Regions from separate parts of the Homo sapiens genome. Here all the other regions are linked to region 1. The links are chromatin loops, found by intact Hi-C in ENCODE. Cell type or tissue: GM12878. All regions are shown on one strand. Region 1 overlaps GDA (guanine deaminase). Region 2 has its middle 34 kb from the start of LINC01504. Region 3 overlaps GDA (guanine deaminase). Region 4 overlaps LOC101927108 (a long non-coding RNA gene).

The links. A loop is a pair of places that touch in the nucleus more often than their neighbours do. Peaks named below come from ENCODE experiments on the same cell type or tissue, not always from the same donor. Only the 100,000 strongest peaks of a DNase experiment are listed, where the experiment ranks them.
Region 2: it touches region 1 in a loop (5-fold over the local background); 2 of 110 quality-filtered maps call a loop at or near these places.
Region 3: it touches region 1 in a loop (6-fold over the local background); 4 of 110 quality-filtered maps call a loop at or near these places.
Region 4: it touches region 1 in a loop (5-fold over the local background); 7 of 110 quality-filtered maps call a loop at or near these places.

The regions. Positions count from the first base shown.
Region 1 is chr9:72,150,810-72,158,809 of GRCh38, forward strand. The region is part of intron 1 of GDA (guanine deaminase); the gene reads left to right. Among named protein-coding and RNA genes, the nearest start is that of GDA, 5.4 kb to the left of the region's middle. In GM12878, no CTCF peak of the experiment used is centred here; a DNase peak (open chromatin) is centred at 3,982.
Region 2 is chr9:72,267,897-72,275,896 of GRCh38, forward strand. It overlaps the pseudogene LOC100289320. Among named protein-coding and RNA genes, the nearest start is that of LINC01504, 34 kb to the right of the region's middle. In GM12878, a CTCF peak has its summit at 4,177 (motif pointing left); a DNase peak (open chromatin) is centred at 5,689.
Region 3 is chr9:72,200,295-72,208,294 of GRCh38, forward strand. GDA (guanine deaminase) reads left to right here. Exons shown (of 14, transcript NM_004293.5): 3 at 2,277-2,448. Among named protein-coding and RNA genes, the nearest start is that of GDA, 55 kb to the left of the region's middle. RefSeq lists a silencer at 3,036-3,195. In GM12878, a CTCF peak has its summit at 3,119 (motif pointing right); DNase peaks (open chromatin) are centred at 3,131, 5,467 and 7,085.
Region 4 is chr9:72,035,322-72,043,321 of GRCh38, forward strand. LOC101927108 (a long non-coding RNA gene) reads left to right here. Exons shown (of 5, transcript XR_001746719.1): 2 at 83-198. Among named protein-coding and RNA genes, the nearest start is that of C9orf57, 21 kb to the right of the region's middle. In GM12878, a CTCF peak has its summit at 3,825 (motif pointing right); DNase peaks (open chromatin) are centred at 3,830, 4,330 and 6,580.

The DNA of each region.
Region 1 (8,000 bases):
TGCTGTTGTGTTTCCAAGGTGATAAAACTCTCAGAGCTCTCCCAGGGAGATTCCGGTAAACCCTGAGACTGATGAACCCATGCTTGGGGACTTGGTCCTCAAGTTTCAGGGAACTCAGGTTTGGGGCAAGTCCCAGGAAGCAAAGGAACGGAGATTGCTAAACTGGTGTAAGATTAGAGGTGTTATTTTAATCACAAGAAGCTGTTCAACTCTTGGGTTTCTTTTTTAAAAATTAATTTCCCATATCCAGAATTGTAATTGGTAGGGTAACAGGCAACTGGTTTTACCAGTGGAGAGGAATAAGAAAAGGAAGTAATAAAAATACCTTTTCTGGTGCTTGTACAGAAGAAGAATAAAAGAGTTTCCCAAACACACAATTAGTAGTTGAGTCAGGGAGTCTATTCCTCACTAAAAATCATACTGAAGTTATAAATTTAGAAAACATGCCCTTCCCCCACAAGACAAAATGACTTAGGAATTGAATACAAAGGTGAGTTAGTCAGTGGCTGGAATGTATGGTACAGAGCTCCTGAACCAGTGGATTGCTAACTGTTGCTCTCCTCTCCTCCTAGGTGCAAGGCAGTTGATACCTGGCTGTGTTTAAAGAGAGAGCATGCCATACATATTTCAAAACTTGACATCCCCCATTTCAAAATGGAGAGTATCTTACTTTTAGAGTTGCTGGGATAAATATATTATTTATTTAAACATTTCAAGGTTCAAAAAAGAAAATAATACGCCTTTGGAATACAGAAATATGTTGAATTATTATGATCTGTAATTTTTTTTTTGGTTTTTTTTTGTTTGTTTTTTTTTGAGATGGAGTCTCGCTCTGTCACCCAGGCTGGAGTGTAGTGGCTTGATCTTGGCTCACTGCAAGCTCTGCCTCCCGGGTTCATGCCATTCTCCTGCCTCAGCCTCCCGAGTAGCTGGGACTACAGGCGCCACCACGCCCCACTGATTTTTTTGTATTTTAAGTAGAGTTGGGGTTTCAATGTGTTAACAGGATGGTCTTGATCTCCTGACCTCGTGATCCCCCTGCCTCGGCCTCCCAAAGTGCTGGGATTACAGGCGTGAGCCACCGCGCCGGCCAATGATCTGTAAATTTTTACTCCTAAATTTTTAGGAGCTCAAACCTTGCAATGAATCAGAAATATCTAGGGGTGCTTGATAATATGCTGATTTCTGGGCATCATCCTCAGAGACTCTGAATCTATAGACCTGGGGTAGGCCCCAGAAAGTGGCATTCCAACAAGCATCCCAGGAGATTCAGACGCAGGTAGCGGGTGGATTATAGCAGCGGGTGGATTACATTTTGAATAACTGTAACACATAGTTTCTGTGATGGGACAAGCTGTGTGAAGTATCAGGAGCTTATTTCTCCATTGCAAGTTTAGATCTGGGGTAGAATCTCAGCGAGAGGGCACAAAGCTTACTCTGTCCTTCTGGTCTCGCTTTTAAACTTTATTCCTTATTTTGTATAACTTCGTTTAGGCCCAGAGAATGCCAATGACTAACTGCTCTTAATACATTAAATTAAAGCTCATTCAAAAGCAGGTTAATTAAAAGAAATTATCTAGCCAACTTTTTGGTATAAAGCAAAATACAGAGTTATACTTTCTGCTCAAGTAGCATGTAGCTTTTAAGAATATAGACTCTAATGATTGCCATTCTAACTGGTGTGAGCTGATATCTCATTGTGGTTTTGATTTGCATTTCTCTGATGGCCAGTGATGATGAGCATTTTTTCATGTGTCTTTTGGCTACATAAATGTCTTCTTTTGAGAAGTGTCTGTTCATATCCTTTGCCCACTTTTTGATGGGGTTGTTTGTTTTTTTCTTGTAAATTTGTTTGAGTTCATTGTGGATTCTTGATATTAGCCCTTTGTCAGATGAGTAGGTTGTGAAAATTTTCTCCCATTTTGTAGGTTGCCTGTTCACTCTGATGGTAGTTTCTTTTGCTGTGCAGAAGCTCTTTAGTTTAATTAGATCCCATTTGTCAATTTTGGCTTTTGTTGCCATGGCTTTTGGTGTTTTAGACATGAAGTCCTTGCCCATGCCTATGTCCTGAATGGTAATGCCTAGGTTTTCTTCTAGGGTTTTTATGGTTTTAGGTCTAACGTTTAAGTCTTTAATCCATCTTGAATTAATTTTTGCATAAGGTGTAAGGAAGGGATCCAGTTTCAGCTTTCTACATATGGCTAGCCAGTTTTCCTAGCACCATTTATTAAATAGGGAATCCTTTCCCCATTGCTTGTTTTTCTCAGGTTTGTCAAAGATCAGATAGTTGTAGATAGGCGGCATTATTTCTGAGGGCTCTGTTCTGTTCCATTGATGTATATCTCTGTTTTGGTACCAGTACCATGCTGTTTTGGTTACTGTAGCCTTGTAGTATAGTTTGAAGTCAGGTAGCGTGATGCCTCCAGCTTTGTTCTTTTGGCTTAGGATTGACTTGGTGATGCGGGCTCTTTTTTGGTTCCATATGAACTTTAAAGTAGTTTTTTCCAATTCTGTGAAGAAAGTCATTGGTAGCTTGATGGGGAGAAATAGGAATACTTTTACACTGTTGGTGGGACTGTAAACTAGTTCAACCATTGTGGAAGTCAGTGTGGCGATTCCTCAGGGATCTAGAACTAGAAATACCATTTGACCCAGCCATCCCATTACTGGGTATATACCCAAAGGACTATAAATCATGCTGCTATAAAGACACATGCACACGTATGTTTATTGTGGCACTATTCACAATAGCAAAGACTTGGAACCAACCCAAATGTCCATCAATGATAGACTGGATTAAGAAAATGTGGCACATATACACCATGGAATACTATGCAGCCATAAAAAATGATGAGTTCATGTCCTTTGTAGGGACATGGATGAAATTGGAAACTGTCGCAAGGACAAAAAACCAAACACTGCATGTTCTCACTCATAGATGGAAATTGAACAATGAGAACACATGGACACAGGAAGGGGAACATCATACTCTGGGGACTGTTGTGGGGTGGGGGGAGGGGGGAGGGATAGCATTAGGAGATATACCTAATGCTAAATGACGAGTTAATGGGTGCAGCACACCAGCATGGCACATGTATACATATGTAACTAACCTGCACATTGTGCACATGTACCCTAAAACTTAAAGTATAATAAAAAAAAAATATAGACTCTAACATGTTTAATTCATTTGCAAATATTTAATCTTGAGGTAATGCATGCTCAAATATTACTAAGTTGCCTGATTCTTCCCACATACATCAGGGTCAGGTTGACAGTAAAGATGCATAAACATGCCTTGGGCCTTTTAATGCACACTTACCCAGAAACAAGAGTGAGGAAGAGATTCATTTTGAGGTTGTGTCCTGGGGTGGCAGGAGCAAGTCCAATGGAGGAATAGAGACTTGGGTTCAGGTCAGAGTCTCTACCACTTACCTGTGCTGAGACCACAGGTGAGACCTAACCTGCCTGAGCCTCCGTTTCCTCATTTGTAGAGTCAGATTTCCTTTTGCTATTTATTAAATGAGATAATGTATGAAAATGCCTGGCACTTAGTGGATACTTAACATGTACCATGTTCATTCTATTCCCTTTGCCTCCTAGCAAATCCTTAACCTCTTGCTCACTGTGATATTTTGCATGTTTTCACATGGTGACATGCCAAGTGGTAGAGAAGGAAGCCACGGCCTGTGATGAACTGTATGGGGTGGTCACAGAACCTTAGCTTTTTATTCTCACTGCTTATGTCATTGATCCCCTGGGACCCAAAGATGCACCCTGGAAGAAAGATCAAGAAGCATTTGGTGCTAGATTCACTAGCAAGCTATCTTTAGTATCTCTTTTAGACTTGACAATGTCATTATTTCCACTAACAGATGAGGAAGTTGAGACTTGAGAAGTCATGCATTCAGATACGGTGGTGGTGTAGCTGGATTTTGAATTAGTATGGGGCAAAGGCCATGTTCTCTTTACTGTCGCTGACTGCTTCTCTAGGGCACAGTCCTGGACCTCAAAGAATCTGCACTTTGGCACGGGAGCTAAGACTTGTAGCTGTAATAAAAGTGACTCATTCCTGAGCCAAACACTGGGGTTTTCACCGGAGATAAATTGATGAACAAAGTATGCAAATACTGCCCTGCCCTCTTGAAACTGATGATCTAGTAATAAATTAACAGAATCTGCCATGACCTATCAGAACTTGAACTAGTTAGGGGAAGGCTTTCCCTAGCGTGAAGTGACATCAAACTTGCGATGTGAACAATGAGAAGTTAAGTAGGTATATTAGTCAATTTTCACATTGGTGACAAAAACAACCTGAGACTGGGAAGAAAAAGAGGTTTAATTGGACTTACAGTTCCACATGACTGGGGAGCCTCAGAATCATGGCAGGAGGTGAAAGACACTTCTTACATGGCGGCAGCAAGAGAGAATGAGGAAGATGAAAAAGCGGAAACTCCTGATAAACCCATCAGATCTCGTGAGACTTATTCACTACCATGAGAACAGTATGGGGGAAACTGCCCCCATGATTCAAGTTATCGCCCACTGGGTTCCTCCCACAACATGTGGGAATTAGGGGAGTACAATTCAAGATGAGATTTGGATGGAGGCACATCCAAACCATACCAATAGGTAAGGTGGACAGCATTGGAAGTAAAGAAGAGCCTTCTAGGTTGAGAGAACTGCCTGTGACTGCCTGTGCAAAGGTCCTGGGGTAGGAAGGAATGAAACAGTCAAGGTAGTCAGAGTCCAAAGGTTGAGGAGAAGGCTAACACAGGATAAGGCAGGACAGGTAGGCAGGGCTATGTTATGGAGGGCATCGGGGATGGTGGGATTGTGTCATGATTATATTTTGTGGTTATAAAGGTCTAACTTCAGGATAAATGCATTGAAGAGAAGTTGAGTGCAGGCAAGGAGGTCAGATAGGAGCCTGTTGCAGTATTTAGGTAAAATGGAATGTGGTTTAGATGAGAGAGGCAGTGTAGTTATCAACTGAGATATGAACTCCTAAGAGTACCTCTATCACTTATTACCTATGTGAATTTGATCAAGTTCCTTACCATTTGTATCTCCAAATTTCTTTATGCATAAAATAATTACTATGGTCTACCTAATAGGGTTGTTGAAAGGATAAAATGGATTAGTAAGTGTAAAATATATAGAATAATGCCTGGCATGTAGTACATGTCCATTAGACTTCAGCGGTTATTGTCAGTAATGCAGATGGAGAGGTGGATAGAATCAGTAGCTATTTAGATCAAGTTGACTGGATTTGATGATAGCTTACATATGTAAGGTTGGAAGGTAAGTGCATCAAGAGTGATCGCAAAATGTATGTAAATGTGTGTAAATAGTACAGTGGGGCACAAGTTGACCAGTGATAGGAAAAGCTTCTTGAAGGAAGTAGTAGCTGAATTGGACCTTTTAGGACTGGAACATGCAAAAGAGGATTATATAGCCCTGGTGAAAAGAGTGACCCAATGTTCTTCAGTTCTGAAGACTGCTGGGAGGAGGAAGAGTTCTTTCTCACCTGAGGCTACTTTACCAGAAGTTCTCTCAGTCTAAATCACAAATCCTAGTGATTGTGTATCATCCTTTCCTCCACTTCCTGCCAAGCTCAGCAACTCAAAATATGCTGTTGGTCCTGAGAAAGGAAACTGGGCTAATCCCTTCCTTCTGAGGCTGCTGAATAGGAGCTTGGCTTTCATCAGAAAGATGCTTTCACTCCCAATTATTACAAGATCATCTTGCAAATTCCCATTTTCTAGAAGGCTGATTGCTTGTTCAGAATGCTCATGGCAAACACTGTTGGTTACCCACTCAGCAGTCATGACCTCTTTTTCCTTATTAACACCTGAATTTGATCAGTCCATGGTAGACTCAGCCTGTGGATACATCATGGTGTAAGCCAGTCATGGTAATCCTATCTCCATTTATCAGATACTTATTCTTCCAGCTTCCTGGTAGCTGAGGGTGACTAGTGATAATATTCTGACATACAGGAAGTTTGCTCAGAAGCTTCTAGGATGTGGGAAGAGAAGCCCTGCCTTTTTTGGATACTCTCATATGAAGAAAAGATACTTGGAACTGCTGCTGCCACCATGTGAGACTGTGAGGAAAAGGTTAAGGGGATTTCAGAGACACCATCCCATTTTCTAACATCACTGAGCAGTTGAACTACCCCTACCTGGAACTGTCTACTATCAGACTTCTAGACTTCCTTTTTTTTTTTTTTTTTTTTTTTTTTGAGATGGAGTTTCACTCTTGTTGCCTAGGCTGGGGTGCAGTGGCGCGATCTTAGCTCACTGCAACATCCGCCTCCTGGGTTCAAGCGATTCTCCTGCCTCAGCCTCCCGAGGAGGTGGGATTACGGGCACTCACCACCATGGCCAGCTAATTTTTTGTATTTTTAGTAGAGATGGGGTTTCGCCATGTTGGGCAGGCTGGTCTTGAACTCCTGACCTCAGGTGATCCACCCACCTTGGCCTCCCAAAGTGTTGGGATTACAGGCGTGAGCCACGGTAGCCAGCCCAGACTTCTTTTGTGAGATATGAAATGTCTTTATTGTCTAAATCTCTGTTAGTTGGGTACTGTTCATTGCAGCCCAATGCACCCTCATTACTACACTGCTTTTCAATGAACAATATTTTACACTTTACAAGAATAACTACCTTCTCCTTCTTCTCCTTACTGGCCTTTCCAGGCACCCATATCAATAGTCAAGCCCAGCCAATTTTCCTCTGGGATTTCTGTGTGCATATTCACTTCCATTGCCCCCATCTACCCTTTAGTGTCTCTGAGCTAAAATATAACAGGAGACCCTTAACTGTTTTCTCTCATTCTAGTATTTCCCCCACATTACTGAAAACTCTTTTCTTGGACCATGGGTAGTATCATGTATCTACTCTTCTATAACCATCTATGGCTCACTATTGCCTCTAAGTTTCAAATGTCCTGGAAGATGTTCTAGGCATGACATTATTTGGCCCCAACCTGTTCTCTAATTCTTTCTGTTGCTTCATTTATCTGTCTGGCAAGTGGGAATAGGATTACCATGACTGATTTACACCATATTGTATCCATGAGCCAAGGGATGTCTATCCATGCAAATTTCTCCCTGTTTTCCAGCACATCATGTCCTTTTATGCCTCCACATTGTTGGCACCAATTTCTTTGCCTGGAATAGTCCTCCTTTTTATATCCCCATTTCCATTTTACTTCTATCAAAATGAAATCTTGCTCTTCCTTTAAGGCCCAGCTCTGATCTTCTCTTTTTCACAAAGGCTTTCACAAAGGCTTTATTCCCAAGTTGAAATAAATTGCCCCTTCCTCTGTTCTTCCATAAAATTTTTCATATATTTCAAATCAGTATTTTACAGGTAGTTAAGAACATGGTTTCTAGAGTCAGATTATGTGAATTCAAATCAAAACTCTGCTACTTACTAGGACAAATTTTCTGACATAGCTGAACCTCAGCATCCTCATTTAAAAATGTGGATTAAGGCTGGGTACAGTGGCCCGCACCTGTAATCCTAGCACTTTGGGAGGCCGAGGTGGGCTCATCACGAGGTCAGGAGATCGAGACCATCCTGGCTAACATGGTGAAACTCCATCTCTACTAAAAATACAAAAAATTAGCTGGGTGTGGTGGCAGGCGCCTATAGTCCCAGCTACTCGGGAGGCTGAGGCAGGAGAATCCCTTGAACCCGGGAGGCAGAGCTTGCAGTGAGCTGAGATCATGCCACTGCACTCCAGCCTGGGCAACAAGAGCGAAACTCCGTCTCCAAAAAAAAAAAAAATGTGGATTAATAGCACCTTGATAGAGTTGTGAGGCAAGTGAGATAGTGTGTTGTTATTATTTTTCTTTCTCTGAAGTAGTTATTCCAATTTGCCTTTGATTATACTTAGCTTTATAGAATGTTCTCACTCACTGAAATGATTTAAAGTTTTTGGAAAAAGAGAGATGAACTGGAGAAAAGGTAACACTTACTAAGTCATAC
Region 2 (8,000 bases), 120 kb after region 1:
AAAGTATCATATTATCATTCTGTATCTTTACAGTAAAGTTCAAATGATTTAAAAATCACCATAAACAAAATTGAAAAACAATTGACAATTTGGGCTAAAAATACAGTTCATATCACAGAGTAATTTTTTTTCTTTTTTTTTTTTGAGACAGAGTCTCGCTCTCACTTACGCTGGAGTGCAGTGGCATGATCTTGTCTCACTGCAACCTCTGCCTCCCAGGTTCAAGCGATTCTCCTGCCTCAGCCTCCTGAGTAGCTGGGATTACAGGAGAGCACCACCACGCCTGGCTAATTTTTGTATTTTTAGCAGAGACGGGATTTCACCATGTTGGTCAGGCTGATCTCGAACTCCTGACCTCGTGATCCGCCCACCTTGGCCTCCCAAAGTGCTGGGATTACAGGCGTGAGCCACCGCACCCAGCCGTAATTTTGTAAATGTCTAATATCTGTAACTCATAAGAAAATGTCCAATGTTTTTAAAAATTGGTCAAAGAATATGAATAGAGTGTTCACGGAAGAGGAAATACAACTGATTCTTAATAGATAATGATGTTCATTTCCACTAATAATAAGAGATTTTTAAATTAAAAAGGGAACTACCAATTTTCAGCCATCAGTTTGTTAAACTCCTAAAATGATAATCTCATAATTGGAAGAAACATATTCCCTCATATGCTGCCAGTGAGACTGTAAATTGGAACAATCTCTGAAACGGGAAATTTGGTAACAACTCTCAAAAATAAAGATATTCATGTCCTTCACAAGCCCCCAGTAGAAATGGGAAAAGTTCCCTTGTCCCCCTCGTAAGGCATGTTATGGGGATGTGGCTTGCTTCTTCAGTGCCCTGCTGCTCAAACCTCTAGAGGAGCATACAGAATGGCAGGCTGTGGGGCTGCAACCCCACTGCAGTGTCTAGGGGTGAATGTTTACGACTCCTAAGAAGCCCCAGTGGCGTGTGTTACAGGGTGCCCTTTTAGCTTTGCTCTTTTAATTTCACCGTCTGTAGGTGGCTTGTGTTAACCAGCTTAGTTAAACTCTACTTTGTCACAAGCACAGAAAGCTTTCTGTATCCTGGTTTCTTGCCTTGGTGTACTGGAGGAATCAGATCACACCTGGGCTTGGAGAATGAGTGCAAGGTTTTACTGAGTGGAGGTAACTTGGGGGAAGTCAGAAGGGGATATAGTGGGAAGGTTTTCCCCTGGAGTCGGACTGCTCAGCAGCCTGGGCTCTCCTCTGACTGCCCCAGCAAAACTCCTCATTGTTCTGTTGGTGACTGTTGGTACATTCCTCTTGACATCCAGCCACCCATGCGTTCCTCCATCTATGTGCTCAACATCCAGCAGCTTGTATGTCTGTCTTGCTAGGGTCTCGGGTTTTTATAGACACAGGATGGGGGTGTGGCAGGCCAGGGTGGTCTTGGGAAATGCAACATTTGGGCAGGAAATGCCTGTCCTCATCTAGGTCTGTGGGGGTGGAGTCCTAGACAGGGACCATGCCCTCCTCTACCCAGCACTTCCTTTCCTTGCTTTCATATCATTTAAAGGCATCATGCTCTTTCCTTCCCAGTACTTCCATATCACACTGAGGAATTTAGTCTATACACAAACACAAGAATATTTTCGTAACTATAATAGCAAAAAATTGGGAGTGACCTAAAAGTACACCAACAAGGCACTGGTTAAATACCATGCAGTGGCTGGGCACAGTGGCTCATGCCTGTAATCCCAGCACTTTGGGAGGCCAAGGTGGGCGGATCACTTGAGGCCAGGAGTTCAAGACCAGTCTGGCCAGTATGCTGAAACCCCGTCTCGACTAAAAACACAAAAATTAGTTGGGTGTGGTGTCACATGCCTATAATCCCAGCTACTTGGGAAGCTGAGGTAGGAGAATCGCTTGAACCTAGGAGGTGGAGTTTTCAGTCAGCCAAGATCATGCCACTGCACTCCAGCCTGGGTAACAGAGGGAGACTCTATCTTGAAAAAAAATAACAATAATAATAATTAATTTTAAAAAGATTTTTGGCAGGGTGCAGTGGCTCACGCCTATAATCCCAGCACTTTGGGAGGCCGAGGTGGGCAGATTACCAGAAATCGGGAGTTCTAGACCAGCCTGACCAACATGGAGAAACTCTACTAAAAATACAAAATTAGCCAGGTGTGGTGGCACATGCCTTTAATCCCAGCTACTCAGGAGGCTGAGGCAGGAGAATCACTTGAACCCAGGAGGCGGAGGTTGCGGTGAGCTAAGATCCTGCCATTGCACTCCAGACTGGGCAAGAAGAGTGAAACTCCGTCTCAAAAAAAAATAAAAAGTTTTTTAAAAATACCATGTAGTACTACGTAGTTATTTAAAATTTCCCAAAGCAGTAGCCTTTGGAGAGAGTAGCAGGGAAACTTACATTTCGCAGCATTCTCTTTTGTATGTGTACCATTTAACTTTTGTACTGAATGTATGTATTGCTTAATTTTAAAAATACATATATTATTTTATTTATTTTTTGAGGCAGGGTCTCACTCTGTTGCCCAGGCTAGAATGCAGTGGTGCAATCATGGCTCACTGCGGCCTCAACCTCCTATGCTCAAGCGATCCTCCCACCTCAGCCTCCTGAGTAGCTGGGATTGCAGACATGTGTCACCATGCCCAGATAATTATTTTTTGCTTTTTCTGTAGAAATGGGGTCTTGCTATGTTGCCCAGGCTGGTCTCACATTCCTGGGCTCAAGTGATCCTCCTGCCTCAGTCTCTGAAAGTGCTGGATTACAGGCATGAGCCACTGCGCCTGGCCAAATATATGAATTTTTAAAAATGAAAAGTAAAACTAAGATTGAAGTAGTAACAATTGCCAACACTTAATGTGGTGGTTATTCTATAGGCCAAACATTGTTCCAAGAGATTTATTGGATCAACTCATAAAATTTTCACAAAAATTAAATGGGAAAGATCTATTACTATTTTAATCGCACAAAGAGAGAAACCAAGGTCCACAGAAGTTAAATAATTAGGTTGGATTCCAGGCCAAATAAAGGACATTAGTGGGACAATTGGAAAGATTTGAATAATGTTTGTTGATTAGATCAGGGATCTGCAAGCTTTCTTTGTAAAGGGCCAGAGAGTAACTATTTTAGGCTCTGTAGACCAAACGGTGAGAGAACCTTGGCAGGTCTCTGTCACAAGCAGTAAATTCTGCATGTGCAGCACAAAAGCAGGCACAGACGTGTGAACAAATGAGCATGCTGAGTTCTGATAAATCTAGTGTATGAACATTGAAACGTGAATATCATATAACTTTCATGTGTTAAATAGTGCTTAACTGGCTGGGTGCGGTGGCTCATGCCTGTCATTCCAGCACTTTGGGAGGCCGAGGCCGCTGGATCACTTGAGGTCAGGAGTTCGAGACCAGCCTGGCCAACGTGATGAAACCCCATCTCTACAAAAATTAGCTGGGCATGGTGTCACACGCCTGTAATCTCAGCTACTCAGGAGGCTGAGGCATGAGAATCGTTTGAACCCAGGAGGCGGAGGTTGCAGTGAGCCGACATCGTGCCACTGCACTGCAGTCTGGGCAACAGAGCAAGAAGAAAGAAAAGAAAGAAGGAAGGAAGGAGAGAGAAAAGAAAGAGAAAGAGAGAAAGAAAAAGAAAAGAAAAAAAGGAAAGAAAGAAAGAAAGGAAAGAAGGAAGGAAAGAAAGAGCTTAACTATCTAAAAGCATTCTTACCTAGGGCGCCCTGCAAAAATAGATGGTGGGCTGGATTTGACTGAGTTTCAGGCCAAAACTTGCTACCCCCTGGGTAAGATAACGGTATTGGTCATCGCACTCTGGTTATGTAAGAGAATGTCCTTGTTTTCAGAAAATACTACACACGAAAATATTTACAGTGAAAACGTCATTCTGTTTCTAACTTGTCTGCCAAGTGGTTGTCTGGCCTCCGCTTGCACAGCTCCCTTGATGAGGAACTCATTTTATTAAGTGGCTTATTTTCTTACAGGACAACATAAAAAATTATTTACCAGATAAAAAATATATATGCTTCCATGTGAGACAAATGCTAGAATAAATACAATTATTTTAAAGTGAATGAAATTGGTCTTTTGATAACAAGACTAAAAAATTGGCGTTTTTCAAGTGCAAGGTGAGATTGCAAGCAGGCCAGCCAATGTTTAACTAGTACTCCACCTAGTGGCCAAAGCTTGAATGAACGACTGTGGAATGACCAGTCTCCCTCCAAAAGGGCCAAGGGCAGAGGAAAAAATAAGTTAAATTAACTTTATTTTGACAACCAGTAGAATAGAAATTCATGATTTTAAATGTACAAAACAAGTAGTGATTATTTTTCTAGCAAGAAACTGGATGTATTTTTTCTTATGTGAGGAAAATAATTTCCTAGGTTGAACCCAAATTCTACAATAGATCAGTTGTAAATAAAATTATATTCTCAATGAAAACAAATATTGCTTACTTAATTCCTTCGTGAAGACAATTTTACAAGGAAAAAACCACAAAATTATGAACTTCCAAATGGCTTGCTTGAATCACCTCAGCTCCTTAAGATAAAAGGCAAAGATTTGTCCATTGGAAAGCTATCTCTAACTTGTGGAAATACGAGAAAATAATGAATGTCCATGAACATATTAAAGTTAACTTAGGAAGTTTCAATGTAATTCAAAGCATTTTACATATTCACCAAATATGAAATTCAACAACACTGCTTACAGTTGGCCAATTATTTTAGATTCCTATGGACACATACATGATTCAAACCACACAGCTTGCTCTAGCTTATATAAACCAACTACAAGTTAATGGGCATCACCCCTCTTCCAGGATTACATAGTCAGGTGAAATCATCAGCGGGGAAATTGGGCAGATGGTGCTATAATGGTTCCATGACAGATGTTAAGAGTCAAGGCTTGGAAATCTAGAATCTCAGGTTTGGAAGGGCACTCTAAAGATCACCTTGCTTGGCCAGCTGACTGATCTTTGAATCCCTTTTTTGACATTTTCAGCAATGAATATTCAATCTCGTTTAAGCCCTGAGAGTGATGGGCAGCTCAAGACTATGTCCCAAGGTTCTTTCCATTCTTGCCAAGTTGGAAAATCTCTTGAGTAGCCAGAATTGTTCTTGCAGACTTTCACCTCTAACCCGCTGATACGCCTTTCAAGAGCAAGTCTACCATGTCTGCTTATGAAAGTCTTCACATATTTGAAGAAAACTACTATGTCCCACTGAAGCATTTAAAAAAATCTGGATGAAGTATTTTTAGTTCTTCATATCTCACTGTTTTATTATCTACTTAAACCTTTCATTCTTTTCCACATTGGTCTCTTAAGTCATTCATCTACTCATCAATTTTTTCATTAGTATTTATAGATCCAACTGTTGGAGTTTTCTTCTACCTCTATTGAATTGCATGTTCCTAAAGTAAGTCCATCCTTTTAACCCACTGAAGTCTTCGGATCCAGAATTTTTCTATGCTCACTAGATTTGTATCATTTCAAGTTTAAGTCTATCTCTGTTCATCCATAGGGAGCAGTCACTAGAATTTTCCCAAGCTTTATTTAATCCTCATAACAACCTGTTATTAAGTGAAGATATCTTGAAAGTGATAGTGATTGACAGTCAGGCAATAGTTAATCCATTTTATAGAGAAAATAAAAAGCAGGCGGCCAAGTGAGTCATTCAAAGATGGTGTCCAATGGACCATGACTCTCAGTTTTCATGCCTACTCCCAGTGTGGTCCTCTTTTACATTAAACCTGGGCTTGACCTGTGGCTCAACTGGTAACACTGTCTAGGTTGAATGTGATTTTTTTTTTTTTTTTGAGATGGAGTCTCGCTCTGTCGCCCAGGCTGGAGTGCAGTGGCGTGATCTTGGCTTGCTGCAACCTCCGCCTCCGGGGTTCAAGCAATTTTCCTGCCTCAGTCTCCCGAATAGCTGGGAATACAGGCACATGCCACCATGCCCGGCTAATTCTCTGTGTGTGTGTGTGTGTGTGTGTGTGTGTGTGTGTGTGTGTGTGTGTGTAGTTTCAGTAGTAGAGATGGGGTTTCACTGTGTTAGCCAGGATGGTCTCGATCTCCTGACCTCATGATCTACCTGCCTTGGCCTCCCAAGAGTGTGATTTTTAATTGCCTTTTGAGTCAAATCATTCAGCTGGTAATAGATGAAACTTATGTTCTCCTTGCTAAGAAATGATGAACACAACCACAATACTAAACAATGGTATGAATGAAGCAGAATTGGGAATTATTTTGTGGGCAAAATGTAAATTAGAGCACATCTGAATGTTTTATTCAATCACAATATATCCCAATGTTAAACTTAGAAAGTGAATAAAGCATATTAAATTGATTTGTCTCTGCAAATTTTAGAGCGTATGACTAGATTTGTACATATCTGAAGAGTCATTAACAGTGCCAATCAATCCAATTATATACATTTTACAGGCATCTTGCTGTGAAAATAATTGAACACAACTATTTTGCTTCCCTAAAATTATTATATCTTTAAGTCAATAAATATATTTTCACATTTTAAATTCATGGGGACTTTTTTTCTGCCCATAAAGAGAAGAGATTAATAAATATATTGATAATCCTTGGAAGGAATTTGTCTTTAAGGGGAAAAAAGCTATCTGATTTGCCTCTATTTTATTTGAAGACAGAGCTGAGTTTGCCTGAAGGCATGTAGAAATTTACAGCTTCTGGATCAAAGAGAGGTCATGATGTAATCAGGACTGTTTGATGCAAGTAACAGCAACTGACCAGGGCTATCCAAAATCAGCTCTCCACTTCCAGAGGACGTGCCAGTACTGAATGCCTCTTCTATCGCTGGGTACCATAACCATGTGGTACACGGTGAAAGATGCTAACTGCCCTTCAACTCTGGTCCCTGGGCATTGGATTAACCAGCTTGGGTCATGTGCTCCCACCTCCATGATGGGCGTGAAGGAGGAAGACTTCATCCTGATATTCTTTGGTAAGAGTTGAGGTACCACATCCCACGGACACCACACAAGGTGGAGGATTCTTGCAAATTAAAAAAGGGGGGTTGGATGTGGGGACAGCCTGAATTAAAATAAAAGCTGGTTACAATATTCATCTCTACAGTGCCGGTGGTTTTGACTTAACGGCCCTGCTCTGACCTGCATCTCCCAGAACAACATTTTTTTTCTTCACATGAACTGTCCTGCCCCAGTGTTTCTTCCTGCCCAAGCCTGTCCCATTATATTACCTAAGTATTCATGATTCATCACTAACTCTTCCTCTACCCCGCACCACCCCCTCCACCACCACCACTACTATCTCCTTCCACTTCCAGTTGGATTTTTCTCCCCAAGTCATGGGAAATTCATCACTGGTATATGAAGAAGGAAGCACAAGAATGGGAAGGAGTGAGGCAGGGGCTATCTGCAGAGGAGAGTTCTTGTTCTTACTGGCAAGGCTGAAGCAGGAGAGATATGTGTTCTAATGCTCATGATAGGAAATCTGGGTGCAGGTCACTGCAGCTCTCAGCTCCTGCAGTGCAGCCACTGCCTGCCCCATCAGCTTCCCAGACCATGTCCAACCTCGAGCGCACCTTTATCTCCATGAAGCCACACGGTGTGCGGTGGGGCCTGCTGGGCAATGTCATGAGGCACTTTGAGCTGAAGGGATTCCACCTTTGGGCCTCTGAGGAACACCTGAAGCAGCTCTACCCTGACCTGAAAGACTGTCCATTCCTCCCTGGGCTGGTGAAGTACATGAACTCATGGCCATGGAGGAGGGACTGAGTGTAGTGGAGACAGGCCGAGTGATGCTTGGGAGACCAATCCAACGGATTCTAAGCCAGGCACCAGTGGCGGGGACTTCTGCATTCAGGTTGGCAGGGACATCATTCATGGCAGTGACTCAGTAAAAAGTGCTGAAAAATAAATCAGCCTATGGTTTATGGCTCCATGTCCCCAAATACCCTCAGCCCTGGGAAACCAAGACAGTTGATGGCACTACATATTTCCAAGGTC
Region 3 (8,000 bases), 49 kb after region 1:
CTCCTCTCCTTCTTTTCTTCTGCCTCTTCTCCCTTCTCCTTCTTCTTCCTTTTCTTGCTCTTCTTCTTCCCTCCTCCTCTTCCTCCTCCTCCTCTTTTTCTCCTTCTCCTCCTCCTTTCTCGTCCTTTTCCTCTTCTCCTCCTCTCCTTTTTCTTTCTCCTCATTTTTCTTCCTCCTCCTCTCTGTCTCCCTCATTCACCCGTAACCTCCTCAACTAGATTATAAAGTCTTTGACGACAATATGCCTTATTTTTCTCTGGACTCTCCACAGGGCTTGGCGGTTTCCTAAATATAGTAGACATTGGGAAATATTATTTGGTTAAACAATTTAACTGCATGAGGAAGTTACACTGCTATTCCGTTTTATGACGGGAGAGAAAGCAAAGACCCAAAGGACTGACATTGTAGAGAGATCAGTGACTGATACCTGAGAGAAATCCATATTCCACCCTCCCTTTCAGAGTGCTTCCCACATTATAGGCCCACTTAATGCTGCCTTCTTGACGTCCTTAAAAATTTGTCACAGTTCTTTATTTCCATAGTCAGTGAATTAACAATTCCATCACGTGGAACGTAGTGACCGAGAGTACTGAACCTACAGACAAACTGCCTGGGTTTGAATCTCAGCGCCAAAGCTGACTAGTTAACAGTTACTTTTTTTCAAGCTACATAAATTCCCTGAGCTTTAGCTTACCCTTATGTAAAGGAGGGTAACAGTACTCTCATACTTACTAAGTTTCTTGTGAACATTACATCATCATCATCATCATCCATAACATTTATTGATGCTTTCCATTATCTAGGCATTGTTCTTACACACACTAAATACATCCTCATGACAGCCCTATGATGCTACTACTATCTCCATTTTACATAAGGGGAAACTGAGTCACACAGAATTTTTTTTTTTTTTTAATATGTCAAATATCTAACTGCTGATTTATGGTCAAACCTGATTTCAGATCTTAGCAGGCCAAAACCAGAATGTATACACTTTAACTCAACTGCTGCCCACAGATGAGATGATGTATGTAGAACGCTGTGCCAGTGCCTAGTGAATGTACATATTCAGGAAACATTAGCTGCTGTCACCATCATTATTATAATAACTGACTACAAAAAAGCTAGTCTTTTCCATGCGATGTAGAGGCTTTCTTGTAGTCAGACAAGATCAAGATGACCACTGAGTCTGCCATTCCTTGCTCTTGTTTTAAAATAAAGCATTTAGAGTTACTCATGGCTTTATTTGGCTTACAGTTAGGTGGTATGTATACATTTGATTTGATAGCATGAGGAATTATTTGTAATGTTAGGTTTCAAGTTCAAGTTGCTTATGTGATTGAATACTTACCTAGGATAATGGTGGCAGTAGAGGGTCCCATCTTTTGGCAAATATCTGTTTGGATGAGGTTGGATACTTAATAGTGACTGTGGTGAACTGCATTAGCTCTTTAGAAAAGCATGAAGTGTCTGTTAGCACCATACTGCCTCAATTCTGTGGGTAGTGCCTCTGAACACTTTCCAGGACTTTCTAATTATAAGAATTAATAGAAATATGAATATTAATTGGTGGATCATGGTGGTAGCATTAGTGATCACAAGCATCCTGAGCATGGTTGTCACAGCATCATATGTAACTCCCTCTTCGCTTCACTACTTACACCACTGCCCGTTTGTGGTCCATCTCCTGAGATCGCCTGTCCCTAACCAGCTTGCTCTTGCTGCTTCTATTTCAGAACTCAGTTTCTGTAACACGTGGGAAAAGACTAGGTTTCTTGTAGTCAGACAAGATCAAGATGACTGCTGAGTCTAAAATTGCAGCCAGTCTGTTTCTCACCTTTAGTTGCCCTTAGTGACTGGTGTGCACATTGCTCAGCACGGCTCTAGAAGTTTTAAAGGCCTCCTCTTCCATTCTTGATCTCTGACCTACAACTATCAGTTGTGAGAACAAAGTCATGGGATTAAATCAGAGTTCCCGTCCTTTCTTGTGCCACCACTGCTTTGCTTCTGCTCAATGCTGTGTTTTTCCCTCCCTTCGTCATCACTGGTTAACCCCGACCAGCCATTCCAACCTAGAAGCTATATCTCTCCTAGCAGAGCTTCATTTTTATGTCCTGACCTCTAAATAATTGGAGAATTTACAGTTGTCTGATTGCATTACCTATAAACCTGTGTGGGTGAACAGTGAAATCATGCTTGGGAAAAAATGTGATTTAAAAATATGGGAAATGACTGAAGATATTATTAAATACTTTTATTCTCATCTTAATTTCCAGTGAGTTCTTCATGCCTGGGCTGGTTGATACACACATCCATGCCTCTCAGTATTCCTTTGCTGGAAGTAGCATAGACCTGCCACTCTTGGAGTGGCTGACCAAGTACACATTTCCTGCAGAACACAGATTCCAGAACATCGACTTTGCAGAAGAAGTATATACCAGAGTTGTCGTAAGTATCTTGTGTGTGAGTGTGGTATTCTGTTTGGTCATCTATAGAAATATCAGTTTCCTAGGACAGATTTAAATTATAAAGCATAAGCAGTTAAGCCTAAGATGGGCCATAGAGAATTTTTAAGTTTCTTTTTCACAGTCCAGTGAGTTTGTGACCACCTCACCTACACAGCTAGTCAGTGGCAAAGAGAGAATTTGAATCCAAGTTTCCAAAACCCCAATCTGGTGGGTTTACGTTACTCTTTTACTTTCTGTGTTTTACTTTACCAAATCTGGGTTTAATGAATATGTGTATTTCCCTACTCCTGCTAATCCATAATGCTGTTCTGAGGACCATATGGATTCATTATGTGACCTTTGCAAAGTTATGTGACTCACTTTTCCCATCTGTAAAAAATAGAGATCATGATAGTACCTATTTCACAGGATTCTCATGATAATTAAGCAAGTTAATATTTGTGAAGTTCTTAGAATAGTGCCTAGCACATGGTGGGAGCTCTATTTGTTTGCTTTAAAAATGCCCAAGGAAATTTAAAATTAAATATTTAAATTACTGTTAGAAGGAATATCATGTTATTCTGGGAGCTTTGCAAGGAAGGAAAATAGGATGGTCCCATATTGCATGGCACGTGGTAATGTGACTTGAGCACTGACACCACTAGAGGGAACTCTGGGGCTAGTACAGTCATTGAACAGTGGCAGTAGTGTGTACCAGCCATATGTTGAAGGCTCTGAAAGTGTCCTTCCTTCTCCTCTTTCAGGAAAATCAGTTCCTTTCTTACTCCAATCCTGTGCCCAGAACCAGAATCTACTCAGGAATTAGAAACAGTTTCTGCAGTAAAGGAGCTAAAGCGCAAATGCTGCCTTGTCTGATCATTATGTCCTGGTGTTCAGCGCACTTGGTCTGAACACTCATGGATTTTTGTGGGACCCATTGATTCCTCCTAAGGTGTTCACTACATGTGGTGGTGGCAGTATTATAAGCCTTCCACATCAACTGACCTAACCATCTTGCCAGTTTTTTTGGTCTTGCATCATTCCAGTCTTAGAGAGTAAAAGCAAGTGCTTTTTTTTTTTCTTCTTTTTTTTGGAGACAGAGTCTCACTTTGTCACCCAAGCTGGAGTGCAGTGGCATGATCTCGGCTCACTGCAACCTCTGCTGCCCAGATTCAAGTGATTCTCCTGCCTCAGCCTCCCAAGTAGCTGAGATTACAGGCACCTGCCACCACACCCAGCTAATTTTTCTATTTTTAGTAGAGACGGGGTTTCACCATATTGCTCAGGCTGGTCTTGAACTCCTGACCTCATGATCCACCCACCTCGGCCTCCCAAAGTGTCAGGATTACAGGCATGAGCCACCGCGCCCGGCCGAGCAAGTGCTAACATTTATACACTTGCCTCACGTAATTATAAATTCAGTGCAATTGTGGATCTTACATATTTAGCATGCACCACATGACACTAGAAAAGCTGAGAAGGACTAAAGCTATGTATAAAGTAGCTGGTGCATTGTGTTAATGAATGGTGTTAACCACACCAAATCTTTATTCTCAAAATTTATTTATGCCTCACATTGTTCTAAAAAAGATGTGAGATAGCTGAAAATTGCGTAGTATACAACAAAAGAAAATGAGTCATGATATCAAGGCAAAGAAAAAAAAGGGGGAAGGAAAAGTAAAATAAAACCAAGAAAACAATGTCTACTGTGGGGGTCCATGCATTTGTTAGTTTGTCATGAATTTGGCTTTAGATTTCTAGAACCTGACCCAAAGAGGGAAATCAGTTCTGAAATTTACACTGCTTTTATGATTAAAAAACACATTTGTTAAGGTAAAGCATATCTATGCTTCATACTGAAACTTAAGAAAATTAATCTCAATATTCCTTAGTGTGGATAGACACTATGCTGCCAAAATATATATTGTAAAGATTCTATACTATCAAGAAGTCCAGATAGATCATTCTTTTATGTTTAGAGAGGTAGAGTATCAAAGACTATATATTTTTCAGGCAGTACTCCATATAAATTATTTCTGACATCAGAGATTTGTTTAAGTATTTGATGTCAGGCCGAGTGTGATGGTGGTTTAAGTATTTGATGTCAGGCCTGTAATCCTAGCACTTTGGGAGACCAAGGTGGGTGGATCACCTGAAGTCAGGAGTTTGAGACCAGCCTGGCCAACATGGCAAAACCCTGTCTCTACTAAAAATACAAAAATTAGCTGGGTGTGGTGGCATGTGCCTGTAATCTCAGCTACTCAGGAGGCTGAGGCATGAGAATCGCCTGAACCCGGAGGAGGAGGTTGTAGTGAGCCAAGATCAGGCCACTACACTCTAGCCTGGGTGACAGAGTGAGACTCTGTCTCAAAAAAAAAAAAAAAAAAAAAATTGCGGAGCACATATCCTATGTTCTTTCTTATGTGTCTGATAATGAATGAGTGTGGGCCCACAAACTTTTAAGTTGGAGGCACTGAGGGTATGGCTGACATCTGTTTAAGGGTGTGGAGATGTGTTAACTAGCCACGTAGCCTACTCAGTGGGATGAGCTCAGTGGGAATAAACAGTAGTAGCTTTGGGTTTCCTTCCTCCCTTCCTTCTTCCCTTTCTCAGGGGTCTCCCTGTCCTGTCCCTTTACTGTAATTAGGGCACTTCCTGAACTTTCTAGTGTTTTCAGTTCATTCTAGTTGTGGAAAGAAAAACTTCACACAAATTAAATTTAACAGAGTAAATTGAGCAAAGAACGATTCCAGAATCAGGCAGCTCTCAGAACCAGGAAAGGTTCAGAGGACTCTGCCCAGCAAGGTGGGCAGGCAGCATTTAAGACAGAAAATGGAAGTGAGGTATAGCAACAGCTTGATTGTTACAGCTCTGGGTTTGCCTTATTCAAACTTGTTCTAATCACTTGGCACCTGTGACTGGCTAGAGCTCAGCTGCTGTGATTGGCTGAGACTCAGCTATTTGTTACAAAAGCATATTACTAATCAGGCTTTCAGTGAGTTGATAAACTAAGTTAGGTTGCAGTTCCTTATAAACTCAAAGTTGAGAAGCATGCTCAGGCCAAATTTAGCTTGCTTTAACACAGTCCAATTTGAAGTTTCAATTTCTCATTCACTAAAATCTTCTCCCATATAAGCCCTGTACCTCCTGGTTTGGGCCTGACACTGAGGAAGGGGCTTACTATCAGTGTTTGTGTAGTGCTTCTAAATAACCCCAGCTTTCCGTTTCAATTTCATCTTTAAGTCAAGATTGTAGAAAGGTGCTTAAAATTTTGAAAATTTAGAAAAATTTAGATTACATATCCGTTTTAATTTTGAGTTTTATTTTAGTTTGGTTAGTAAATGTAATGTGTCATTTTTCTTGGGGATAGCTGAGATTTATGACCTAATAAAAGGTTAATTTTTATGATTATTCTGCGATTTTTTAAAAGAAGACTGCATTTTCTCTGTTGATTTGACATTTTTTTCTATCTCTATGAGATGAAGTTGTTAAAAGTCTTGAACACTTCTATTCTTTTGCTGCATATTCTCCCATATGGTAAGACAAGAACATTTTCATTCTGTTCCCTTCTTCATCCCTACCTTTTTTGCTACGTCCTATGTTATATCATCTGAGATTTTAGTTCCATTTTTTTTTGCCGTGTATACTATATTTAAGATAATATTTAACTTTTAAGTTTAATTTAAAAAAATTATCTCAATTTAATTCCAGTTTTTTATTTTAACATCTGCACTTAATTTAACAATGAGGGCCGGGCACGGTGGCTCATGCCTGTAATCCCAGCACTTTGAGAGGCCTAGGCGGACGGATCACCTGAGGTCAGGAGTTCAAGACCAGCCTGGCCAACATGGTGAGACCCCGCCTCTACTAAAAATACAAAAATTAGCCAGGCATGGTGGCGGGTGCCTGTAATCCCAGCTACTCAGGAGGCTGAGGTGGGAGAATCTCTTGAACCCAGGAGGTGGAGGTTGCAGTGAGCCAAGGTGCACCATTGCACTCTAGTCTGGGTGACAGAGTGAGACTCCATCTCAATAATAATAATTATTATAATTATAATTTAACAATGAGCTTTGCTTTTTATTTTGCTACTTGGATCCCTGTCTTCATTCATTTTTGTTGGAATATATCCTCTGACAATTCTTTCCAATCAGGTGAGTGATAAACATTCTAAAACCTAGAATTATCAAAAATGGCTTTACTTTTTTTTTTTGACTCTTGAACAATGCCTTAGCTGTAGAGAGAATTCTATTTGAAATTATTTATCTATCAGCATCCAATGTGCTGACATCAATGTGATTCTCATTTCTTTCTAGTTAATTTTCTGGCCTTTGAGATTTTTTTCTTCATTCCTGATATTCTGAAATTGTAATTGTTGATCATCCCAATTCATTCTCAGTTTAATTCTTCAATTCATTCTCTTTAATACATAGTTCTTTCAATAAGAGAACTTCTGTCTTCCTTCTGTTTCTAGGAATTCTGTTATTTCTCTTTCTCTTTCTCTCTCTTTCTGAGTATATTCCTCTCTTCAATCTATTCTTCCTTTTGATAATTACTATTAGAAAAATATTGAAACTTCTGTTCTGTTTTCATGTCTCTAAACTTTTCTTTCACACTACATTCTTAGGAAATGGTATGGGCCAGTTTTGTAAATCATTAACTCACTCTTACTATTTATAATAACCTGTTCCTCTTTCAAGATATGACATCCTGTCCTATTCATCAAAGGATGCTATTTTTCATTCATTTTATGTCTCTTGTTGTTTTAGTAATTCTGCTTCCTCAGGTGTTCATTCAGTAAATATTTACTGAGCACATCCTAGAACCCATACACTTTTCTAGTTGCTGGAGATTAAATTTGATACCTTTGTCATGGTATTGGCTTTCCACCTGGATTTGTGATGGAGAGCTCATCCTTGTCTGTAATTGACAGGTTCTAAACATCCTCTGCTGGTGGCCAGATCTTTTTGTTTTACATGAAAATTATCTTAATATTTGGAAAAATTGACAGGTTTCCAAATTCTTTTGACTTTTGGGGCTAACCAATATTACTGAGTTCTCATTTGCTTTTTTGAAACAATTGACTGGGCCAGGTGTGGTGGCTCATGCCTATAATCCCAACAACTTTGGGAGTCTGAGGGCAAGAGGATCACTTGGGGCCATGAGTTCAAGACCAGCCTGGGCAACATAGCAAGGGCTTGTCTTAAAAAAAAAATAGCTAGGCATGGTGGCATGCATCTGTAGTCCCTGCTACTTGGGAGGCTGAGGTGGAAGGCTCTCTTGATCCCTAGAATTCAAGGTTACAGTGAGCTGTGATGTGTGATGGCACCTCTGCACTCCAGAGCAAGACCCTGTCTCAAAAAACAAAACCCAAAATAACAACAACAACAAAAAATGGAACACACTGGATCTAATTAGAGGCTACTGTCTAAGGTACGGCATGTTCATTTCTATTATCCTAACTCCAAACTATTTCAATCCTGCAGACACTTGAGCTTCTGATGTCTGTACTAGTCAAGAAAACCCTGTTTTTTCACAAAGGAGGAAACATGGAAT
Region 4 (8,000 bases), 120 kb before region 1:
GGTTAGGGGAGGGTGGAAGAGCAAAATATAAAGCTGATTAGGGGAGAGTGAAATAACACTGGAATGCTCTTTCATGATTCAGGATTAAATGTTCTAGCAAGGAAACATGAAGCTGGTCCAACGTGCTGCTGGGATGGCTCCTTGAAGCTTGAACATGATGACCTTCAGCAAAGGAGGTGGAGATGTACAGAGGAGGAGGTTAGTAGGCTCAGAGAAGACGGCGTGATAGAATGGATTTATTGCATAAGACTACTTATTGCCGACTAGGTTTTCAAAGAGGGCCCAGGGGTACTCTTTTTATCAAAGAGATAAGGAATGTGCTGGTGAGGGGCGCCAGAATCACTGACAGCTCAGGGGTGTCTGTCCTCTGTAGGTTAGGGCTGATAATCTTAGGTGGTATTGCAAAACTGATCTCTTTTCTGGTGTCAATGGGAACAGTAAGATTTCAGAATGACAGAGACCAGTGGCAGTGCTTAAGCATCTGCATCAGATGCATGGAGACAAAATTATCATAATTAACAGTAAGCGTGGAGTGTCAAGTAGAGCACCTTGACCTGCAAGAGTCTATAATGATGGTTCACAGAGTTTGGTGTTCTTAGAGGTGAGGCAGATGGGTAGCCAACTAGGGTGATGCTTGAGTTATAGCCAGAAAAAAAAAAAAAGAAATGATGAGAGAAAGACTGATGTTAGTTACCACTATAAATTCTCTCTATCCTTGTTTTCATATTCGAGTAATTTTCAGACCCAAAGTCCACTTAGAAGGGACTATGGGGCTGGGCGCGGTGGCTCACGCCTGTAATCCCAGCACTTTGGGAGGCCAAGGCGGGCAGATCACGAGGTCAGGAGATTGAGACCATCCTGGCTAACACGGTGAAACCCCGTCTCTACTAAAAATACAAAAAATTAGCTGGGCATGGTGGCGGGCGCCTGTACTCCCAGCTACTCGGGAGGCTGAGGCAGGAGAATGGCGTGAACCTGGGAGGCAGAGTTTGCAGTGAGCCGAGATCGTGCCACTGCACTCCAGCCTGGGCGACAGCATGAGACTCCATCTCAAAAAAAAAAAAAAAAAAAAAAAAAGGACTGTGGGTCCTTGGAGGGAGGATTCTACAGCTCTCCAGCAAGTATATATAATACGTGGTCCTCTAATTCTCCCCCAAACAGAACTACATGCTGGGGAAGTTTCTATTGTGAACCCTGTCTAGGGCTGTTGGATACAGGATTTCAGCTGCAAAGTTTAAAGGAGAGCCATCATATCCCTGTTCAATTCAATTGCACGACCCCTGTAAAAACCAAATGGGCTGTAGCAATAAAGGTGGACTACCATAGATTTATACAAATGGCCCCAATTATAGCTGCTCCACTATATGTGGCATCTTTACTGTAACAGGTCTGGTACTTGGTATTTGGTTATTAACCTGGAGAATACTTTTCCCCCCATTCTGTCAGTAAAGGTGAGCAAAAGAGTTCACATTAATGTGGGAAGTATAGTAATGTACCTTCACTGAATTGGATCAAGGTTGTATTAAGCATCCTAATTTCTGAAATAAAATAGTCTTCATGATCCTTGATCATCTTGACATTTTGCAGCATATCATGATGGTCTGTTACCTCATTGATATTATGTTAATTGGATCTGGGGAACAGAAAGTAGCAAAGACTGTGGATGTTCTAGTTAGACATATGGGGTCCAAGATAAAATGAAAAAGATTCAGGGGGCTGCTGTATTGGTGAAGTTATTAGGGGCCCAGTTGTTAGAGATATGCTGGGACACCCACATATCTCCAGGAGAGAAAGAAATCATAGCATCGTGTACCCTCCACCACAAAGAGGATTAGTGGTTGTTCAGCATCTTTGGATTTCAGATGCAGCCAATTTTGAGTGGAGACCAGGGCAAGAAAGGACTTTATAGCAGGTTAGAGTCGTGCTGCAGTCTGCCCTGAGTCTTGTGCTAAATGACCCAGCAGGCCTAATGGTGCTAGAGGTACCCATGGTGGAAAGGATGCTGCTCAGTCTCCGGCAAGCTCCAATAGGGGAGGCACAGCAGAGACCCACAGTATTCTGGATACAGTCATGCCTTCTGAAGCAGAGAACCATGCACTATAGGAAAAGAAGCTCGATGAGGGTTATTGTGCCATTGTAGAGACTGAGTATCTAACTATAGGTTGTCAAGTGGCGATGAGAATGGAGATGCTCACCACGGATGGGGCATCGTCATAACCACTGAATCATAAGGAACTTTCGTAATTTATTGTATGATGAAAAATCGTTCATAAGGATCAGGCCCAAGCAGCTCCAGAGGGTATGTCACTTTTGTGGCACTAATGCCTCTTCCTCAGTTCACACACATGGCCTTACAACAGCTTCTGGATGATCCAGTGGTGGAAGAGGAAAACTCTTGCATCTGGTTCACAGATGGTTTGGCTTAGCATATGAAGGGAAGGAGAAAATGGACAGTTGCCACATTATAGTCTCATTCAGTATTGACCTTAAGGACAGAGTGTGGGGGAAATCCTCTCAGTGGACAGAGCTGCAACCGGCACACTTGGTTGTTCACTGTGTATGGAAGAAGTGGCCCGAGATTCAGATATGCATAGACTTCCGGCTAGGGGAGGATGGCATGGTTTGTTGACCAAGGGTGTGAAACTAGCAATATTAGAAGATTGGTGACATGTGGATTGCTATAGTACAGATGTTTGTGTCTCCTGAAAATTCACATGTTAAAACCCAGCGTCCAAGGTCATGGTATGAGAAGGTGGGGCCTTTGGGAAGTGATTAGGTAATGAAGGGGATTAGTGCCTTTATAAAAGAGACCCCAGAGAACTGGCTAGCCCTTTCTATCATGTGAGGACACAGTAAGAAGCCAACATCTGTGAACCAGGCAGCAAGTCCTCACAAGAAACGAGTTCCTGGGTTAGGTGTTTTCCATAAGGTACTTTTTTTTTTTTTTTTATAGAGTCTCACTCTGTTGCCCAGGCTGGGGTACAGTGGCATAATCTCGGCTCACTGCAACCTCCGTCTCCCAGGTTCAAGCAATCCTCCCAACTCAACCTCCCAAGTAGCCAGGATTACAAGCATGCACCACCACACCTGGCTAATTTATTTTTATTTTCATTTTTAGTAGACACAGGGTTTCACCAGTTTGGCCAGGCTTGTCTCCAACTCCTGACCTCAAGTGATCCGCCGGCTTTGGTCTCCCAAAGTGCTGGGATTACAGGCATGAGCCAACGCGTCTGGCCTTTCATAAGGCATTTTATTTAATTATCAGAACAATTACATGAGTAAATATTACAATCACAACAATGTTGATGAGAGAAGTTAGGCAACTTGCCAAGCTAGTCAGCTGGGTGGCTAGGATAGAATCCAGCTGTGGTCCTCAACAGTGCAAACACAATTCCCACTTGTTTTTTGAACTTAAGAGCTATGTAGCCTACTGGGTCAGGTGAATTTACTAGGACTCAGGAATCATCTTCCCTCATCTTCACTCCTTATTTTTTAACCTACATTTTACACTTTGTCCTCCTCAGTCAGACTGCTAACCTCCTTCACAGGCCGTGTTATTGAGTAGCTAGGATTACAAGCGCTCACCTCCATGCCCAGCTAAATTTTGTTTTTTGGTAGAGATGGGATCTCGCTATGTTGCCCAGGCTGGTCTCGAACTCCTGGGCTCAAGCGATCCTCCCGCCTCAGCCTCCCAAAGTGCTGGGATTACAGGACTTAAAGAGACAGTAAGTAGAACATCTTGGCCTGATAGGTCCAGGAAAAGAGCCAGGGCAACTATCAGCTTGGACTGTAGAGTGCAGTTACCACAATTGGCCACCAGATGGCAGAAGCACTCAGGGAATCGCGTCGGGAAGGCAAAGGATGTGCTGAAGGGCTTAGGGGAAGCCTCAGGCCCGAGATCCAGAGGTTAGCGCGTTCTCAGCAGGGAGGGCCAGTTGTTCAGGTAAATATAATTCAGACAGCTAGAATATGGGATGCGCTGGTGAGATTCAAACAGGCCCACTTTGGTTCTACCAGAAAGAGAAATAGGGAGAGTGAGCTGGAGATGGGATCATTGCAACAGAACGTTTCAAATGCTCAAGATCAAAACACAACATAAATAAGCTGGGAAACAGGCTGGATGCGCTCTGCAGGCAGGATGAGAACGAGAACGGGTGATTGGCATTCGAAGACAAGGTTGAGCTGTGAGTGAAATTCAGGGTAGGCTGAGCATCCAGAAGGGAGTGAACCTTGGTTATGCCTGGGACCATCTGCCCCATAGATGACCGTGTAGCGGACCGTATTTCATAGAAATGGCCCTAAACACATTTTGGGTCATATGTTTCCCAGAAGCTTAGTACTTCCCCGACAAGGGGTAGAGTCTAGGTACTCTCCCTGTGAGCCTGGGCAGGGCTTCCTGACTGCCTCAACTAACAGAGCACAGTGAAAGTGACATATATGACTTTCAAGACTCAGTCATAAACACGGTGCAGTTTCTGTACGGCTTCCTCTCTCTCAGGACCCTCACTTAAAAACCCCGAGCTACCATGTGAGGAGCCAGGCTACCTGGAAGCTGCCATGTTAGAAACGATGTGGAAGGATCACATATGTTGGGGCTCAGAAAATAATACCCCAAAATGGAGACCTCAGAAGCAGAAGTTTTTCTCTGTCACTCTCCTGCCCTCCTATCTCTCAGTCACATTCTCCCCTGAGGCCAGCCAAGGAAACGAACATCCCTCTTCCCCAACATGGGTTACAGCAGCGGTCCCCAGTCTTTTTGGCACCAGGGACCGGGACTAGTTTCATGGAAGACAATTTTCCCACGGAGTGAGGTGGGGATGGTTTCAGGATGAAACTGTTCCATCTCAGACTATTAGGCATTATGTAGATTCTCATAAGGAGCACGCGACCTAGATCCCTCCCATGTGCAGTTCACAATAGGGTTTGGCCTCCTGCGACAATCTAATGCCACCACTGATCTGACAAGAGGCAGAGCTCAGGCGCTAATGCCTGATCACCCACACTCACCTCCTGCTGTGTGGCCCGGTTCCTAACAGGCCATGGACCAGTATCGGTCAGTGGCCCTGGCATTGGGGACCCCTGGGTTATGTGAAACCAGAACTCCTTTTCCCTAAAGCTAGTCATAAAACCTAAAAATATTACTCTAATCTACCCCTCTGCCTTTCTGTATAAAAACTGGCCATAAAGAAATTATTTGGCTTATCTTGTTTGACTCTTGGTCATAAGACCCCCATTTCAGAGATGATCCTGCCCCATATACAGAAGGAAAGAATACTGCACAGAGAAGCCAAGAAGAATCTAGACAGACAGGCCTTACTCAGTCTATCGGCATTAGATCATTCCATTTTTGTCTAATCATATTTCCACATAGTCCATACTGTATTGGACCTAAGCAATAAAATGGACAATGTCCCCTGTATTTTTGAATCTTCATTCTAAAGGCTCCCACTATAATAATAGTCCTATACATAAAATAGTATGTATATGATTACCAAGAAATATAAAAATATTTTTAAAAGATATAATACATGTGCTTCTTTAATAATGTATTAAATAAGATAAAGTGTTGCCTATAATAACTACTGTAACTTTCAAGTGTTGGTGAGCATAAATGATATTTGGAGGTATCTGCACAACTGTGATAAAACAAACTTATTGGCCGGGTGTGGTGGCTCACACCTGTAATCCCAGCACTTTAGGAGGCTGAGGCGGGCAGACCACGAGGTCAGCAGATCGAGACCATCCTGGCTAACACAGTGAAACCCCGTCTCTACTAAAAATGCAAAAAATTAGCTGGGCATGGTGGCGGGTGCCTGTAGTCCCAGCTACTCGGGAGGCTGAGGCAGGAGAATGGCGTGAACCAGGGAGGTGGAGCTTGCAGTGAGCCGAGATTGCACCACTGCACTCCAGCCTGGGCTACAGAGCGAGACTCTGTCTCAACAACAAACAAAAACCCAAAAACAAACTTATTGCTATTTTTTTGGTAACAAAGTCACAGGTACTTCTAATATTTTCATGGCTTGCTGCTTTTATGCATTATGGAAGGAAAAGCTATGTTTCAGTTAGAAATGGGCGAAAATAAAGGAATAGTATTTTTTTTTCCCATCAAAGTTCATGGACAACTTCCCCTACATTCCCCAACTCCCACTGTTGAGAACCATGGGAAGCGGGTGCTTGCAAGGATCTCAGGGAATATTAACCAAGCCTGTCTTTGCAGACGGTGGAAGGGAAGGGAGTGACATTTGGTCCTTGCCCAAGGTCACATGGCTCTTTGGTGGCAAGGCATTTCCCTAAGTGTTCCCCTGCTCCTTTCCATTGTCTTTTCATTCTCCTTCCAGTACATCTGTCTGCTTCTCTCTTTCTCCATGGCTTTTTCTTCTTCTATGACTCTTCCTAGTCATAAAATGAAATGGAGATCTTTAAAACCAAAGCCATGTGTACACTCACTGCTTTCTCATTCTTATCCACAATTCCAGAGTTTTTTTATTGGGCCTCATTGTTCTCATTTACATCCTGTGACTTTTCACATGAGCCCTCTGCTTAGATCATAAATCCGTGTACATTCCTATATCTCACCCCAAGAACACGCTGCACTCTTGGTGGTGCACTCTTTTTTTTTTTCCATGTGTCTACATTAGCGTCTCTTTCACGTGCGGTCTGAGAACTACTTTTAGCAGAATCACCTGGCCCTCTGCCCAGCCTCATGACTACATGGGGGTGGGTGTTGAAAACTTGCATTTTATTAAGCTTCACTGACTGGTCTAATGGCTCTGAATGTTTGCGAAACACAGACCTGAGTCCTGCCCTTCCTGAAGGGCCACACTAGTTCCACCGACACTAGTTATTCTTTTTTTTTTTTTTTTTGAGACAGAGTCTCGCTCTGTCACCCAGGCTGGAGTGCAGTAGCGCGATCTTGGCTCACTGCAAGCTCTGCCTCCCGAGTTCACCCCATTCTCCTGCCTCAGCCTCCCAAGCAGCTGGGACTACAGGCACCTGCCACCACACCCAGCTACTTTTTTTGTATTTTTAGTAGAGACAGGGTTTCACCATGTTAGCCAGGATGGTCTCGATCTCCTGACCTTGTGATCCGCACACCTTGGCCTCCCAAAATGCTGGGATTACACACATGAGCCACCGCGCCCGGCCGATATAGCCTCTTCTAACCACAAGAGCCTCACTCCCCCTGGAGACTCCTACTTTTAGTATTGCTGCTTCTTGTATCCTATCCTGTTAGCATGATTCAAACGTTAAAGCCAAGAGGAAGAAGGAAGAGAATGAGGTGATGAATACTGGTCATGTACCGGATATTCTGCAAGGCTCAGTGACGCACTGTTGACCATGTTTCACAAGTAAGAAAATTAAAGTTTAAAATGTTGGGTAATGTGTTCAGGGTCACACAGTTAATAAACGGTGGAATTAAACTGCTAGCCTTGGTCTTTTTTTTTGTTTGTGCTCCAGTGCCTCTGTTCTCATGACACAGACTTTATTCAACATATCCTCAGGGTTGAGGCATAGCATCTTTGCATTTGCTGCATCTCAAAATATGTTCCTTTTTTTGCAATCATCTGGAATTGATCCTTCACAGATTTCTTTCTCATTTTCTACCCACTCCCTTTAATGTATGTCCTGCTAAAAGTTCTGTCGTGGTCTCTTCTCTTTTCTCACTCTTCATTCTAACCTCATTTTTTGCACCTATGTGCCAGATGCCTGAATCTATCTCAAGCCAGGATTTCCCTGTTGAGCTTCAAACCCATATGCCCCAATGCCTAGTGTCAGTTCCATAGGGACTAAAATCCAACTAGCCGGACTTTGTTCCTTGGCCTCACTTCCAAGCACCTTTTCTTACCAACCACTTCAGCTGCGGTAGCAGATTCTGTGGGAAGCCTCTTTCAACATGTTCTCCAGCCTGTATTTGGTGGACCTCCCCAGTGCAGAGGCTCCCATGATCCTTTTCTATTCTACCCCTTAATTTCTCAGGGCCCCAGGGCTTAGTCCTAATC